Regions from separate parts of the Homo sapiens genome. Here region 2 is linked to region 1. A link is a loop called in an ENCODE intact Hi-C map of the cell type or tissue named here. Cell type or tissue: endothelial cell of umbilical vein. All regions are shown on one strand.

Evidence for each region. A loop is a pair of places that touch in the nucleus more often than their neighbours do. Peaks named below come from ENCODE experiments on the same cell type or tissue, not always from the same donor. Only the 100,000 strongest peaks of a DNase experiment are listed, where the experiment ranks them.
Region 2: it touches region 1 in a loop (4-fold over the local background); 1 of 110 quality-filtered maps calls a loop at or near these places.

What each region holds. Positions count from the first base shown.
Region 1 is chr10:16,963,779-16,971,778 of GRCh38, reverse strand. All of the region lies in intron 31 of CUBN (cubilin), which reads left to right. Among named protein-coding and RNA genes, the nearest start is that of RSU1, 150 kb to the right of the region's middle. RefSeq lists an enhancer at 2,826-3,389. In endothelial cell of umbilical vein, no CTCF peak of the experiment used is centred here; DNase peaks (open chromatin) are centred at 3,188, 4,558 and 5,528; H3K27ac peaks cover 4,268 bases.
Region 2 is chr10:16,907,628-16,915,627 of GRCh38, reverse strand. It overlaps CUBN (cubilin), which reads left to right. Exons shown (of 67, transcript NM_001081.4): 47 at 456-596; 48 at 1,636-1,817; 49 at 7,949-8,000. Among named protein-coding and RNA genes, the nearest start is that of RSU1, 94 kb to the right of the region's middle. In endothelial cell of umbilical vein, a CTCF peak has its summit at 4,735; DNase peaks (open chromatin) are centred at 4,677 and 4,967; H3K27ac peaks cover 2,013 bases.

The DNA.
Region 1 (8,000 bases):
GCAGGTGGAAAAAGAGCAGCTGAATGTGAGAGCCAGGCGAACAGTAGAGAAAATCATGTTTTCAGGACAGAGACACCAAGAAGCGCCAGATTGGTTCTATGAATGTTGTACTTTTTAGAATAAGAAATTGAAACCCATGGCTTGGCACAAGATTTTTCTGATTTATAAATTCATTATGTTAAAAATTGCATAAATTGTATACAAACTAAGTCATTTTTTCTTGGATGATTTATAAATCAACTTTACAAAAAGATAAGGAAGTTTTAAAAGAAAACAAGACTGTCCAGGTAAGTTGGGGTAGAGATCTGCTATATATTTGCCAAATGTGCCCACTTAAGGGGACAGGAGGTCTGCAGAGGTTTGGAACCAGACCAGGCAATGCCCTGGCAAGGCTGGAAGCTTGTTAGTTAGTTGTCCAGGGATTCATGAAGGCCGGAGTTGAAGCACCAGCCCTCTATCTTTACAGCCAGATGGACACTGGACGGGAAACGTACCCCAAAGTCCAACATCTTACATAATATCTCTGCAGTCTCAGTTCATATAAAGCCAATCCTTCATTTTGGAGACATTCAAGTTAATGTCCTGGTCCTGTTGCTTAGACAGAGTTATTAGCAAAGAGAAAAATATTCAGTTGCCAGTGATGCTGTCAGATAATGTTGGGGTTCAGGAGATTTTTAACAGAGTTCAAGTGTACTCTTTAAATACCAGTGAAAATTATGCTGGAATGGGACCAGCCATCCTGTTTTTTCAAAACTTCTATAACAATTTGGGTTGTTAGAAGAAGAAATAGTAATTTAGCTGTATGTTAAATATGATTTCACATATGATTAACTGTCATAAACCTATAGATACATAGAATGTTAAGGTTGGAAGAAGAAAGCTTAGAGTTCGTTTGCTGTTGTCACCTAATTTTTTAAAAAAAGACATTGAGGTGGAGGTGGGGCAGTGCAAAAAATAAAAATTAATTAAAAAATAAAAAAGATACTGAGATCCAGAAATGTCAGGGTCAAGGCTAAGTAGAAATTAACAGCAGGATCAGCACTAAAACGAAAGCCTTATGCTTCCTACGAAGTGAATAAGTATTTTGGTAAAATATAAAAATTGCAGTTATGTACAGGATACGGAATGGCAGACTAGAAAAATAGAGGGAGAAAATAAATTTAGGGTCAGGCTGGAGCCACTTTGATTTTTTTTTTTTTTTTGAGATGGAGTTTCACTCTTGTTGCCCAGGCTGGAGTGCAAAGGTGTGATCTCAGCTCACTGCGACCTCCACCTCCCAGGTTCAAGCAATTCTCCTGCCTCAGCCTCCCAAGTAGCTGGGATTACAGGCATGTGCCACCATGCCCGGCTAATATTTTGTGTTTTTAGTGGAGATGGGGTTTCACCATGTTGGCCAGGCTGGTTTTGAACTTCTGACCTCAGGTGATCCACCCGCCTCGGCCTCTGATTACAGGTGTGAATGCTGGGATTATAGGCGTGAGCCACCGTGCCCAGCCCACTTTCACTTCTATATCTGATAAGCCCAGCCTTCATTTGTCAATAGAAGGAAAAGTGTTAAGAATTCAAATATGAAATGGAAAGTGTCCTTGCTTTGAAGTCAGGAGGTCAGGGTTTCCTTCATTACTTTCCCCTTCGGTGCCAAATATGTACCAGACACTGCCAGGTGCTTGTTTCTGGACGTGTACCACCCCTCACCCTCTTCATGGCTTGGGGTTCTTAGTTTGCTTATTTAGAAAATCAGGTGCCTGGGGAACAGAAGCAGAAAGAAGAAAACTAAGGAAGAGGATTCAGTTAGGAGTTGCATTTGTGGGTAAGAAAAGGAGGACAAGATGGCAGATGAAATGGCCACTGAGGGCCCAGTGACGTCAGTGGTGGTTTCATCCTCAAAGTTGAAGTCAACCTCAGGCAGCCACCAGGCTTCACATGATCTCTGGGTTACAAGACTATCCCCATACTCTTCTGGGAATACAATAGAAAGCTCTTCTTAGAGTAGGCCTAGTCCCTATAGGTTCCAAATTGAGGCAAGCTAAGCCCACATGTAACAGCCATTACTCTTGGTGTCATGGAAACAAAGGCAAAATTCGCCAAGTAGAAGAAACAAATGAACATTTAAAAATGGAACAGTAGACTGGGCTCAGTGGCTCACGCCTGTAATCCCAGCACTTTGGGATGCCAAGGCAGGCGGATCATGAGGTCTAGAGATTGAGACCATCCTGGCCAACATGATGAAACCCCGTCTCTACTAAAAATACAAAAATTAGCTGGGTTTTGTGGTGCATACCTGTAGTCCCAGCTACTCGGGAGGCTAAGGCAGGAGAATCACTTGAACCCCGGAGGCGGAGGCTGCAGTGAGCTGAGATCGTGCCACTGCACTCCAGCCTGGCAACTGAGCAAGACTCCATCTAAAAAAAAAAAAATGGAGCAGTAATACACAGCCTCCATCCTCTTTCACAGAACCCACAGCAGTAGTCTTTATATCGCCAAAGCACCAATGTTTTTGATGCATGAATTGTTAATAGATGCATAGCTGAATAAATGAATTTTTGTCATCTCTGCTCCTGCAATGCTCAGTGCTTTGGTGGAAAATCTCAGAGGACACCATTGGGAATGTGCTGTACTGAGTTCACTCCCTGGCATTGTTATTGATATACAATCTTCGTGTTGTGAGCCACATGAGCACTTAGATAACATCACAGAAGTGCGTTTTCTAGAATTGCATGCTGCTATAATGAGAAAAGGGAAAAACTGGATTTTTTGACTTCTATTGAAATTGTGATGGCATCGAGGGGAGCTAATCAGGAAGCTGGACTTGCAGGCAGGTTTCAACACATTTGGTAATATATTTGCACTTTCTGCTCAGTCACCTTCAAGTGTCTGGTGTAATTAACCTTGGGCTCTCCTCAATGACACATCAGGAGCATTTCTTGCTAAGGAAGCTGTGGGACCCATCGGCTGGGCATGGCCTTGTCTGGTCAGCACACAAGTGGCTTCATTACGTTTCCTTTCACGAAGGCTGAGTATTAAAGTGACCTCTGACTGACAGTTAAATTGCTTAATTAGAGCCTTTCTTCTAAGTCTTCGATTCATGTAGCTCTGCAAGCTCTTATTGATCTCCTAGAAAGGCTGCTTGTAGCTCAGTGTGAGAGCAGGAAGAGGAAAGTCCGTTCAGCAGCACCAGCTGGCCCCTGGAGATTCCTGACCTCTGCTTCCAGCATCCTCTTTGCTCAGATCATTGGAATGTCTGCTTTGTGAGAATCAGCAAGGAGCAGCTCAAAGCAAGCCGACCATGGTCCAGGTCCTGCCTCTCATTTGGAGGAAAACACAAACGAGGGCTAACAGAGCCTGGTACCAAAAAGCAAAAGCAAAAGCAATATGATTAGTAACTTCTGAAGCTTTTTGTGGCTATCTAGGAGAAAGAAAGAAAAGTGTCTGATGTGATCCGGAAAAAAAAAAAATTCCCTGTGCTCCCACCCAAAGCTGCAATGTCTGTTGTTGTTCCATTATTCGACAATAAAATGCAGGGTGGAACAGGGCAGATACCTAACGCAGCATCCTCTTTTGTTGTATTTTTGTAATACACCACCCATGATGTGTTTCCTTTTAAAACACTGATGGTTTCCAAAGCAGAGCAAACAGACACAGGAATAATAGAACTCTGGGTTTCAAAGAGATGATGGAAACAAGTCTTCTTTAAATATTTACTGTTTTACAAACAAATCCATGACAGAAACCAGTCTCTCTCTCTCCCCTCCTCTTCCTCTCTCCCTCTCTTTTCCTCTCTCTCTCTTTTCCTCTCTCTCTCTCCCTGTCTTTCTGTCCCTCTTTCTTTCCCTCTTCCTCTTGCTCTCTCTCCCTCTCTTCCTCTTTCCCCCTCTCTCTCCCTCTGTCTCTCCTTCTCTCTCTCTCCCTGTCTCTCCTTCTCTCTCTCTCCCTCTGTCTCTCCTTCTCTCTCTCTCCCTCTGTCTCTCCTTCTTTCTCTCTCCGTCTCTCCTTCTCTCTCTTTCTCCCTCCTTCTCTTCTTATCTTTCCCTTTCTTTGTTCCTCTCTCTCCCTCTCCCTTTTTGTCTCTTTCTCTCTCTCCTCCCTGTATCTCTCTCTCACTCTCTCTTTCTTCCCTCCCTCCTTTACGCCCCACCACAGGAATTTTTGTTTCCATCTGATACTTGAGGATGATCTTTTTCAAACGTTTATCTTGTGACTTGCATTTGTATTAACATGCTTAGCTACTTTGCTTCCTGGTGCGGGTGTCTTATTAACAACCAAATGCTGAGCCAGTGCTTTGAATCTGCAAGATGAAGGAAGAGTTGAGTTGAAGCCACAGCTCTCAATCTGTGGACACGGGTTTGGTTTGGCTTGGTTTCCATTTCAGCTCAGACTCTCCTTAAATGTTTATTTGTGAAAGTAAAACGAGCATCTTAGATTTCTTCTCATGTCAACATTTCCAGGAATCTTTGAGTCAGTGCTCGCAACAACTGCAAGTTTTTAGAGTTTATAGTCTCTTGTAAGATGTGAAGACTGAGTGGGAGAGTGTAGAACAAAGAAATAGGGGTGAACGCATCGTGATATGAGATGTGGGGTTGTGAATTGAACTTAGTATTGAATTTCCAAGGAGCGTAACTGGAAAAAAATCACTGACAAAGGAAACTGATGCTTCCTCCTTCCTCAGCCCCAAGAAGAGATGCTATAATGAGTAATATTTTCATTTCCTTCCGCATTCACATTTATGACTGTAACAGCTTGTATAATTTCCTGAGGGATTTCCCTCCCTATCACTTAATGTTTCCTCTATTTTGGAGAAGTTCGTATTCCAAAGTGGCAATTCCATTAGCAGGTATACCGCCATATTATAACATGTGAAAATACCTCATGGACTCTCGATCCTCAAAATCACTTTGCACCTCCATGTGAATTATCTCTCCTGTGCCCTAAATGTCTTATTCTTCACCACATTTTTGCACCCTGCTAAGATCAAAGGCAATCCAGGGCAGGAGACCTGTGTTACCATCTGGAGTTAAAAATGTAGCAAAGCGGGACTGGCACAGTGGCTCATGCCTGTAATCCCAGCACTTTGAAAGGCCAAGGTGGGTGGATCATTTGAGGTCAAGAGTTCAAGACCAGCCTGGCCAACATGGTGAGACCCTGTCTCTACTAAAAATACGAAATGTAGCTGGGTGTACTGGTGCATGCCTGTAATCCCAGCTACTTTGGAGGCTGAGACATGAGAATTGCTTGAACCTGGGAGACAGAGGCTACAGTGAGCCGAGATTGCACCACTGCACTCCATTCTGGGCGACAGAGCGAGACTCTGTCTCAGAAAAAAAAAAATGTAGTAAAGCATAAGGGTCCAGGTGAGAAGGAGGCCACACTAGACCAGAGAATGGCGGTTGGACCAGAGAAGGACAAGGAGGAGCTTTATATCTGAATCCAGGAATAGAATCAAGTTTATGTGGCAACGATAGAAGTTCTGGGTTTATGTATTGACCCCAGACACTGTGCTCTTTGTTACCCATTCTGCTAAGTGAGCCATGCTGGGAATCCCATGCACGTTCACTGGAATGGAATGCAGGACAGATGCCAACCACTTGGAAAGCCACGGGAGCCCAATATAAGACTTTCTCAAATGCTACTGAGGATGCTTGATTGCAGGTTCAGATGCAAAGGATGGGGGACTCCCACCCTATTTCCAGAGCTGCTGTGGTTTTCTTTCTTGGAGACCGTGAATATCTCACTTAGCTTCACAGAATCATGGTCTCTCAACATTCTAACTGAATGAATACAACTTGATTTCACCTTTTCTCTAGGTTTAATCATACTTGGTCGGACGTCAGACAGATGGGGTTTGTATATTGGCTCTGCACTGCTAAGCGTGTGATTGGGCAAGTCATGTATGTTTTCAGAGCTCAGTTTTCCCTGCTGCAAAGTGGAACTGTAAGAATCAAATGTAAACAAATGTATTTAAGTACCTATCAGTGTCTGGTTCAGATAAGTATTTGCTGCTATTCCTAATTTTTCTATTACAATGACTCCTGCTTCTATTACTATTAACGCTATGTTAAAGATCTTAAGGAATCTTTTAAAAAAATTTTCTCCCTGAGCAAGATGAAACTTAGTAAACAAGATAAAAAATCCAGTAGAAAAAAATTCCTCACTTCCTACTTTCCAACAATCTCAGGGAATATATTCCTGTTTTTTTTTTTTTTTTAGAAATAAAAATACAGATATTACTGAGGAAGCTACAATTCATTTCCCCCTCAGTCATGAGGGGTGCAAACGATGACTGACATTTCAGTCAGGTGGTCACGAGCCATTTAATCACCCCAGGGTTTTGATTACAGCAGAGAGGGGCAGCCGCTGAAGTGCTCTGCATCACGTCCACGTCAATCACGTGGTCTTTAGTGCTTAGGCAAAGCATGCGTGATTACTGGTCTTTATTTCGTGCAATTTAAAAATGTATGCTCAGCTTTACTTTAGTATGTGATGTTACATTTTAGAAAGCGCACGCTGTGCACTGAGTTGTTTTGAGACTGAATGGAAGGAAGACACAAATGGAAGGCAGGGGAAATTTCAGGGTGTTGTAGTGGCCTAGGCAAGATGTAATGAGGCCCCACACCAAGACACCAGAGAGGGACATGGATGAAGTAGAGGGAAGGAGCCAAGCGATACATCGGACAAACAGATGTTAGAACATGCTGATCCACTACATGTAGCAGGGATGGGGGCGGTTCCCCAAACGGTCTGGCCGTTGGGTACATGCTTCCGGCATTTACTGTGGCAAGAAATGTAGGTAAGGGAGAAATGAGAGGGACAGGAAGAGGGCTTCAGTTTGAGACACTGATTTTCGGGGTTTGTGGAACATGGAAGAGATGATGTCTACGATACAGTTGTCTATACAAGCCTAGGGCTTAGGGGAGAGGACTGGGGCACAGTTGTAGATATTAGGCAATGAACAGATGCTTTGGAGATCTTAAAACAGAAGCCACGTCCATTAAACTTGATACATTCCTGGCGGCAGCAAGAGGCTAGATTAACTGGCGTTAGTAGCCATCTGGCTTGGGTGCTGCAGTGCTGTTATATGAATAGTGCCCTTTCATGTCTGTATGTAATCACTTATGCGTCCGAGTGATGAAACACTAAAGAACTTTTAATATAGATTTTATTTTTAAACCTTACATGCTCCTCATATTAAATTTGTAGAATACAGAAAAGAAGAAATAAGAAATTATTGCCATCCTTAGTATTACAATATAGATACAAGCTATTGAAATTTTGGTTTATTTCCCTCACAAACACACACATACAAATATATACACGCACTCATGTACACACAAACATGCATAGTTAAGATAATATTATATATAATTTTGTATCTTGCCTTTTTCACTTCATATTATTTGAAATTTTCTTAAATAGTTTCTTTGGCTAGTCAATGAAATGGACGTGCTGTAATTCAGTTAGCCACGCTTTATTATTAACCATTTGGATTATTAATGGGTTTTTTCTTTTCTTGTTATAACAATGCTATGAGGAGTATCTTTATATGTGAATCTTAGTACATTTCCTATTATTTCCTTTATATAGCTTTTCTTTTCTTTATTGAACACTCTACTATGAAATATTTTAAGTATGTAGAGAAATACCGACTATATAATGCATACAAAGTATATAACATACAAAAACTTCTCCCTGTCCAGACTGGCCAAATCTTCATATTTTGCCACATTTGCTTCAAGTTCTTTTGTTTTCTCCCAAACAGAAATGAACTGTTCAAGACACAGGTGAAGTCCCACATGCTCCTATCATTGATCCCATGCCCTGTTCCCCGTCCCAGAGGAAACTGCTAATGAGATTTCTGGTTTGTGATTCCCATGAAGGTTTTTATAGTTTTTTCATTATATGCATATATCCATACACACTATGAAATATTATTTTGCATATTTTAAGACTTTATGTACATCATGTCACACGCTACATATCCTTCTTCAACTTGCTCTATTCACTCA
Region 2 (8,000 bases), 56 kb after region 1:
AGGTGTCATATAGCCCACCCTGGAGGCCACTTGGGGAGAGCAACGGTAGTGGGAAGGCACCTCTTGCTGCTGAGACATCCCATTGCCACATGCCGTTATTTGAGGGGTGTTCTATAGCTTGAGATGGGGAAGGGATCATGCATGTCTCCTAGTGGTAGCATAAGGCAGATACTTGTCACTGTTGTCTCAGATCATTTTTTCAACCAAATGAGCAAGCCTTCCTCATTGTGCTGAGATATCCTTCCCCTAATTGGTTGCATTTTTTTCACTTCTTCATGTATTTGAATATGTTCATTTTTATTCATGTTTTCCTGTTGTCTTGACAGAGATTAACGTTTCTTCATAGGCAGGGTCTTGTTTTTTATTATTTTCTTTGTACACACAGGACACCTTGAATAGAGGGTAAAGGAAATCAATCACTTGGACATGTATATTTAATTATTTGTCTCTCACAGGAAACATCTTGGGCAGATACTGTGGAAACACCATTCCTGACAGCATAGACACTTCTAGCAATACTGCTGTGGTCAGGTTTGTCACAGACGGCTCTGTGACTGCCTCAGGATTCAGACTGCGATTTGAATCCAGTATGGAAGGTGAGTTCATTGATTCATTCAACACAACATTGAGCACCTGCATTGGACAGACACTATGCTAGGCACCAGTGTTAAAATATTTGAAAAACAAAACAAAACATGACCCCTATTTTCTTGGACCTTAATCAGAAATTCACAGTGATAAATGAAAAATTACAGCTGTGATCAATGCTATAAGGGAAAATAACTAGTATCACGAGAGAGATAATAAGAGGATGAGAGTTATACTGTAATGCCCACCTTAAGAGAGTCCTGTAGTTACTCAGAATTTGTCTTACTGCAAACCCAACAAACTCAAATGAAATAAAGATCTTGTTCAGAAAAACTGGGTACTTAACATTAACTTTCTGATTTTCCTCTTTTTTTTTTTTTTGTGAACATGGGGTCTTGCCTTGACCTCCCAAAGTGTTGGGGTTACAGGTGTGAGCCACCACTGCTGGCCAATTTTCTTGATTCTTTTTTTTTTCTTTTCTGAGACAGTGTCTCGCTCTGTTGTCCAGGCTGGAGGGCAGTGGCATGATATCAGCTCACTGCAACCTCTGCCTCCCGGGTTCAAGCAATTCTTCTGCCTCAGGCTCCTGAGTAGCTGAGATTACAGGCGCACGCCACGACGCCCGGCTAATTTTTGTATTTTTATTAGAGACGGGATTTCACCATGTTGGTCAGGCTGGTCTTGAACTCCTGGCCTTGTGATCTGCCTGCCTCAGCCTCCCAAAGTGCTGCAAGTGTGAACCACCATGCCTGGCCCGATTTTCCTGATTCTTAAGTTCATTACATTCATTGGTCTCTCATTTCTTGGGCCATGATGATAACTAAATTGCTGCCTGTGGACTATCACCCATGGAAGGCAGGGTTAAATATTAATAGAGATAAAAAATGAATGTATATGTTCACTAAAATCCTCATGCACATAAATAAATATGGAGACTAATTTTATCTAGAAGGATAATTTTTAAATACCTGAATTTTGAGAGCTTTCTTGATGGAAGGAAACATTTTGATTTGATTGAAAGTTTTCTTGGCTTTTTCCCCACGTCAGAGTGTGGTGGGGATCTTCAGGGCTCTATTGGAACATTTACTTCTCCCAACTACCCGAACCCAAATCCTCATGGCCGGATCTGCGAGTGGAGAATCACTGCCCCGGAGGGAAGGCGGATCACCCTAATGTTTAACAACCTGAGGCTGGCCACGCATCCGTCCTGCAACAATGAGCATGTGATAGTAAGTGTTCCCTGCCGCCTGAGATGTTATATTCCATCATTTAAAGAGTTTACCGACCCATAAATCATAGTCAGAAAACTAGGTCAGGAAAATTGCCATCTATGCAACTATAACTCAGACAAATTCTAAGTATTGTTGAAAGAACAAAATCACAGTAACCTGTCAAAATAATTGTAAAAGTTGTTTGAAGAGACTATCAGCTATCACTCTGTGCATCAGGGTCATAGAATAAATTTTAAGAGTGAATGATCACGACAAATGGCAAAACCGGAGAGGCTGTGGGAAGCTAAGCCTACAGCAGCACACAGCTGAATGGGACCAGAGTCACAGCACAAGCCACCACGAAAGTTCTGAGCAGGTGGGTGGTCCTGCATAAGCACTGCTCTCTCCAGGGGTACAGAGGGACTCTTGGTGGGAGAGCACTGCTACGTGACCTCCATGTCACCAACCTCCAGTGGTTTCACATGTGTCTTCAGCACTCTCAGCTTCCTGCAGTGAAAGAAAGCAAATGAGATCCCTGAGTGTGAATAACAAATAGATTGTTAACTGTGAAGTGCTGTGCACACATATGTGTGTGTAGATAGGAAGATTGGATTAATATTAGTAAATTTATCCACCCAACTTGCCCCTTCTGCAGTGTTTGTTATCTCAGTAAATAATTCCAAACTTCTGGTTGCTTGGGTCAAAAATCTTGATGTCTATTTTGGAATCCTTCCTCTCACACCCTATATGGCATCTATAAGCAAGTCCCATTGGGTGTATCTTTAAAAATATCCACAATTGAACTATTTCTCATCATATCTGCTACTAATACCCCCACCGTTCACTTGGATTATTTTAGAAAGTTCCACCTCGTCCCCCTGGTTCCGTTCTCCTCTCCCTACGTTCTCAACACAGCAGCATGTGATGGTTTTAAACCTCAATCGGATCATGTTGCTGCCTTTGAAAATCCTCTAATGGCTTCTCATCTAACTCAGAGGAAAATCCCAAATTGCACCTGTGGCCCACCTGGCTGACATTATCTGCTGCCCCTCCCTCTTCTACCTGTTTGTCTTATCTCAAACTCCTCTCTTCTTTGCTCTCTGGGATCCAGCCACCTGGCCTCCATTCCGTTCCCTGAATGTGCTGAGATGCTCCCCATCTGGCTGTTGCCTTCATCTGGAATGCCCCTCCCCAGATGGCGGCCTGCTCCACACCCTCACTTCACTGGGGTCTCTGCTCGAATGCCTTTTAATCCATAAGGTCTAAGTACCTTATATTACAGACCCCACCCTGGCCTGACCCTTCTCTGCCATGTTGTTTTGCAGCACTTCACACCTGCTGCCATACATCATTTTGATTTGTTCATCAGTTTATTGTCTGCTTCCCCCACTAGAATGTGAGCTCCTTGAGGTCAAGCCACAGTTTCATTCACTGCTGGGGATTCACTGAATCCCCAGTGCCTGTACATAATAGAGATAAATAATTGTTGAATGAATGGATAGTAGAGGTACTATCATTATCCCTTTTATAACAAGCCACTTTTGTTTTCAGTTTAATCGTCTCCTGTTGGGTAGTGAATTTCAAAAATATGAAATATCTTTGTATCTTATGACCACTTTGTATTGCCGTAAAATGATCTTATTCAACCTTCAGATTTTATTTCCAAGTTCTAATATCTGAAGGACTGAACTGTTTTCTTTCAGATCTTGAAAATAAGAAACCAAGTGTGTTTTCTTTTATTTGAGAGCCAGGAAATTTTGGACTAAGGTTGTTTATTATAAAGAAACTTTTTTCCTATTATTGATTGAATTATATAAACAAAGATGAAGTAGAAAAAATACTAACCACTCCCACTATACCACATTTTGATTCATTTTCTCATCTCTTCTTGGCAAAGCATACTTTATGTACTTGTAATCATGTGATATAAATCCACTTGAATTCTGATTTTAATCTATTTTTCTGGTTATAAATATAATGGATGCTTATTGAGCAATATTTGGAGAGTTCAGAAAATAAAAAATATAAAGATATTTTTAATTCTACTCATGTATTACTAAAATTTTGATGTATGTGCTAACAGTTGTTTTTTACCTTTGAAATTATTTTCATAGTTTAAATCATACTGAATATAATGATTATCAGGAATTTTACAAGCAGAGTATTCACATGTCCTTTAGGAAAGAGAATATGAACAGTCATAGTTTTAGATCTCAAATAAAAGTTACAGTCACAACCACAAATTCCAAAGCAGATCTTACTTGTCATCTCCCTATCCCTTAATTATCAACTTATAACTCTTGCAGCTACTGCTGGTGGGTTTTATGTCATTATTTCTAAATAATATTCCTATTCTACTACTCCTTGCTTTTTTTGGACATTATCTATCCACATCCTACTCTAGAAGATGAGACTTACCCCTTTGCCACCACAAACACACATGGGGTATGCAATGTTTATATACTTTCCCAATCGTCTCCCAAAATACGTATGTCACGCTTTTGCTTAAATTGCTGTTCAGTTGACATTACCATGATTATGTAAACACCATTCACAACTGAGCCAAGTAGTGTAGTATGGCAACATTTGCTTTTGTTTTCCTAAGGAATAATAATAATTGGGTCCTCTTTACATTTTCTTGGGTTTTATGCATTGATCACCAATTCGTCCACACCCTCTCCACCCCAGATGTGCATCTCTACCTTCTGTAGTAAAACATATCAGTTCCATTTCTTTTCCTCAGTAATATCCTTCCTTGAGCCTTTGTACGTCAGCTGCAAGCCTGATGCTAGCTGTCATTTCAGAATTTCCCTTTGCCATCAAATGTGCAAGTTCCTTCATTCTTCTCCTGGGCTAGAGAGCTGACTTTGTGATGCTATGCACGTCCCTTTCTTGGTTAATTTCCTCTTTTGGTGAGGCATACCCTCTTGCGGCTCCCCAAGGAAATGGGCAAGGGCAATAAATCTTTTGAAAAATGGTATACCTGAAATTATCTTTATTTTACCATAAATCTTTGAAAAGTATATATTTAAATATTTTATATGTTTGATATATTAATATATATGAATATATTAATAATAATTTTGAAGTTTTGTGTTGCTCATTTGGGGTCAGTTTTCTTCATGTTCCTATCTCCTGTTTACTAATATTGGTCTCTGCCTTTTACATTAGTCACTTCCCTAAATGTCTGCTGATCCTTGGCTATTCATTCGTATTTAAGAATGAATTACTGAAAGGATGACTGGTATCTCTGTATGCATGAGGGGGCCCTGACTCTTTAGCAAAACCTGCAAACCTACAAATGTCATATCCACAGGTCTTTTCTCTTGGGGAGGTTAAAACTCCAGCGACGAATCACTTTCAGAATTAATTTTTCTTCTGAGTCTTTAGTTCTAATGTCCACATTCCTTTTTTTGAAATGTATTTTTATATGTTCAATGTTTATTTTGGTTCCTCTTTACCCTGCTCCAAACAAGGGCATGTGGGTTGGCCTTTGCCCCTACTCTATTTGATTGAGAACTTGCCGAAAAGAGGAAGAAGAAAGATGAAAGAGGAAGAAGAAGAAAGAGAAGGAGAAGGAGGAGGAGAAGAGGGAGAAGAAGAAGAGGGAGAAGAGAGGGAGAAGGAGAAGAGGGAGAAGGGGAAGGAGAAAAAAAGAAGAACAATAAGAAGGAGAAGGAGAGAAGAAGAAAAGAAGTAGAAGAAGGAGAAAGAGAAGGAGGAGGAGAATGAGAAGGAGAGGGAGAAAGAGAAAAGAAGAAGTAAAAGATGAAAGAAAAAAAAGAAAAGAGTGAAGAAGAAAGAAGATCTGCTGGTGCAGAGGAGGCAGCTTTAACTTTCATTGCACTGCTTCCTAGCTAATACCTTATCCAGCTGGAATGAGCCTAAAATTTCTCTAAACCCACCTGCCTATCTGACTCTCTGTACAGACAGAGAAAATAAAAAGCTATGCCACCCAGTGTGTCCTACAATAAGACCTGTGTCTGATGTTGTCCCTGCTCATAGCAGATCCTAAATCTCACGTGCCTGCTTCCTATCCATTTGTACTCTGAGAGTTGTAGTTTCTAAGTACAAAAGGGATTAGAGGACAATGATGGGAATTGCATTCTGGTTGCTTCTAACAGCAGAAGTCCATGTGATAAATGGATGACTATAACATGTTCAGTCATTGTGATTCTATGCCAAAGGCAGACTCAGAGGCAGGATAACAGCCATTGATCACAGTTTCCGACATGTCCCATTAACCTTATGGTTGGTTCTAATCCCTTTTGATTCCATCAATGTGGTGCCCATTCCTGTTTTCAGCATTATAGAAATATTTTTCCTCATCTGTTTCTTTATGCATTACTTAATGGTTTGGAATCAGAGGGATGGTTTGAATCCCAGTTCTATTATTACATCATCTTTCTGGATTCTGGTATCTTAATCTGGAAAACAGGGATACTGTTATCTGCCTGGGAGGGTGTTTTGTTGATTAGATAAGACAGGCTGAGTGGATGATAAGCAAAGACTGGCATTTTTGTCTGCTCAGTAAATGATAGCAAACTCTTCTTCTGGTCCAGTGAGCCAGAAGACACTTTACACCAGAAGCCCCCAGAGAGCTAAATTTGATTAATTATAGTAAATTTAAAGAGATGACATCTTGGCCGGGCGCGGTGGCTCACGCCTGTAATCCCAGCACTTTGGGAGGCCGAGGCGGGTGGATCATGAGGTCAGGAGATCGAGACCATCCTGGCTAACAAGGTGAAACCCCGTCTCTACTAAAAATACAAAAAAAAATTAGCCGGGCGCGGTGGCGGGCACCTGTAGTCCCAGCTACTCGGGAGGCTGAGGCAGGAGAATGGCGTGAACCCGGGAAGCGGAGCTTGCAGTGAGCCGAGATTGCGCCACTGCAGTCCGCAGTCCCGCCTGGGCGACAGAGCGAGACTCCGTCTCAAAAAAAAAAAAAAAAAAAAAGAGATGACATCTTTTGTTGTGGAGTGCATTCTCCTTCTGCATAACTGTTAGTGCCATAGTCTGAGTCATTATTTCTAATCTTGAGTCATTCAAATCCTTTTAAAAATGGGAATATCAACCATTCAATCAATGAATTATTGTTCAGTTATTTCATCTAGATTTTTTTTGAACTGTGAAAACCAGTCATGCAAATTCATTTGATTTTATAAAGCATTGGAAGAATAGTTTGCGAATTATTGTAACTATGTGAATGACTACAGCTATTATTTAATATTTTAGAGTCAATAATAATCCATTATTGGAAATTCAAATAAGTAAGAAAATTGAAGCTTTGAATCCATAACTAATGAGGAAAGAACTATTATGTTTAATTGCAGATGGAGATTGATTTTTCAAATTACTTTTCAAAGTATTTAAAAATATCTGCTTGCTGGGTGCTGTGGCTCACACCAGTAATCCCAGCACTTTGGGAGGCCAAAGCAGGTGGATCACCTGAAGTCAGGAGTTCAAGACCAGCCTGACCAACATGGTGAAACCCCATCTCTACTAAAAATACAAAATTAGCTGGGCGTGGTGGTGCATGCCTATAATCTCAGCTGCTTGGGAGGCTGAGGCAGGAGAACTGCTTGAACCTGGGAAGTGAAGGATACGGTGAGCCAAGATCACACCGCTGCACTCCAGCCTGGGCAACAAGAGCAAAACTCTGTCTCAAAAAATAAATAAATAAAAATTAAAGTAAATAAAGAAAAATATCTGCTTTATTATGTACATGAAATCATCAGAAACTGATATTTAAGCTTCCCTTCCAAGTAACAAATGTCCTGATGCATTGTTAAGAAAAACTGCCCATCAGTGAGCTCTGCAGACCACATTGTAAGCACAATGGCTCATCTCCTTTACATTGAGAGCACAGTTTCCAGTTGCAAAGTGTATAGCAGCTTTTAATCTATCACCACATGGCAGGAAGGCATTACTGCAATACTTTCATTCTAGTGAAATCACCCTGAAGTCACAAAATGTGCTCGGGGTAACAGTGGCTTGTGGCACTGCGATAGAAACCTGCATTGTTAGGTCATTCATTTTGGGGCAGGGTTCCCATAAAAGGAAGTGGGTCTGGGCTGGAAATATCACCTCCTAGGAAATATGCAGTAAGATGGATTGTGTGCCTGAAGGTTAAACTCTTTTTCCAACAGGTATTCAATGGCATTAGAAGTAACTCACCCCAGCTAGAGAAACTGTGTAGTA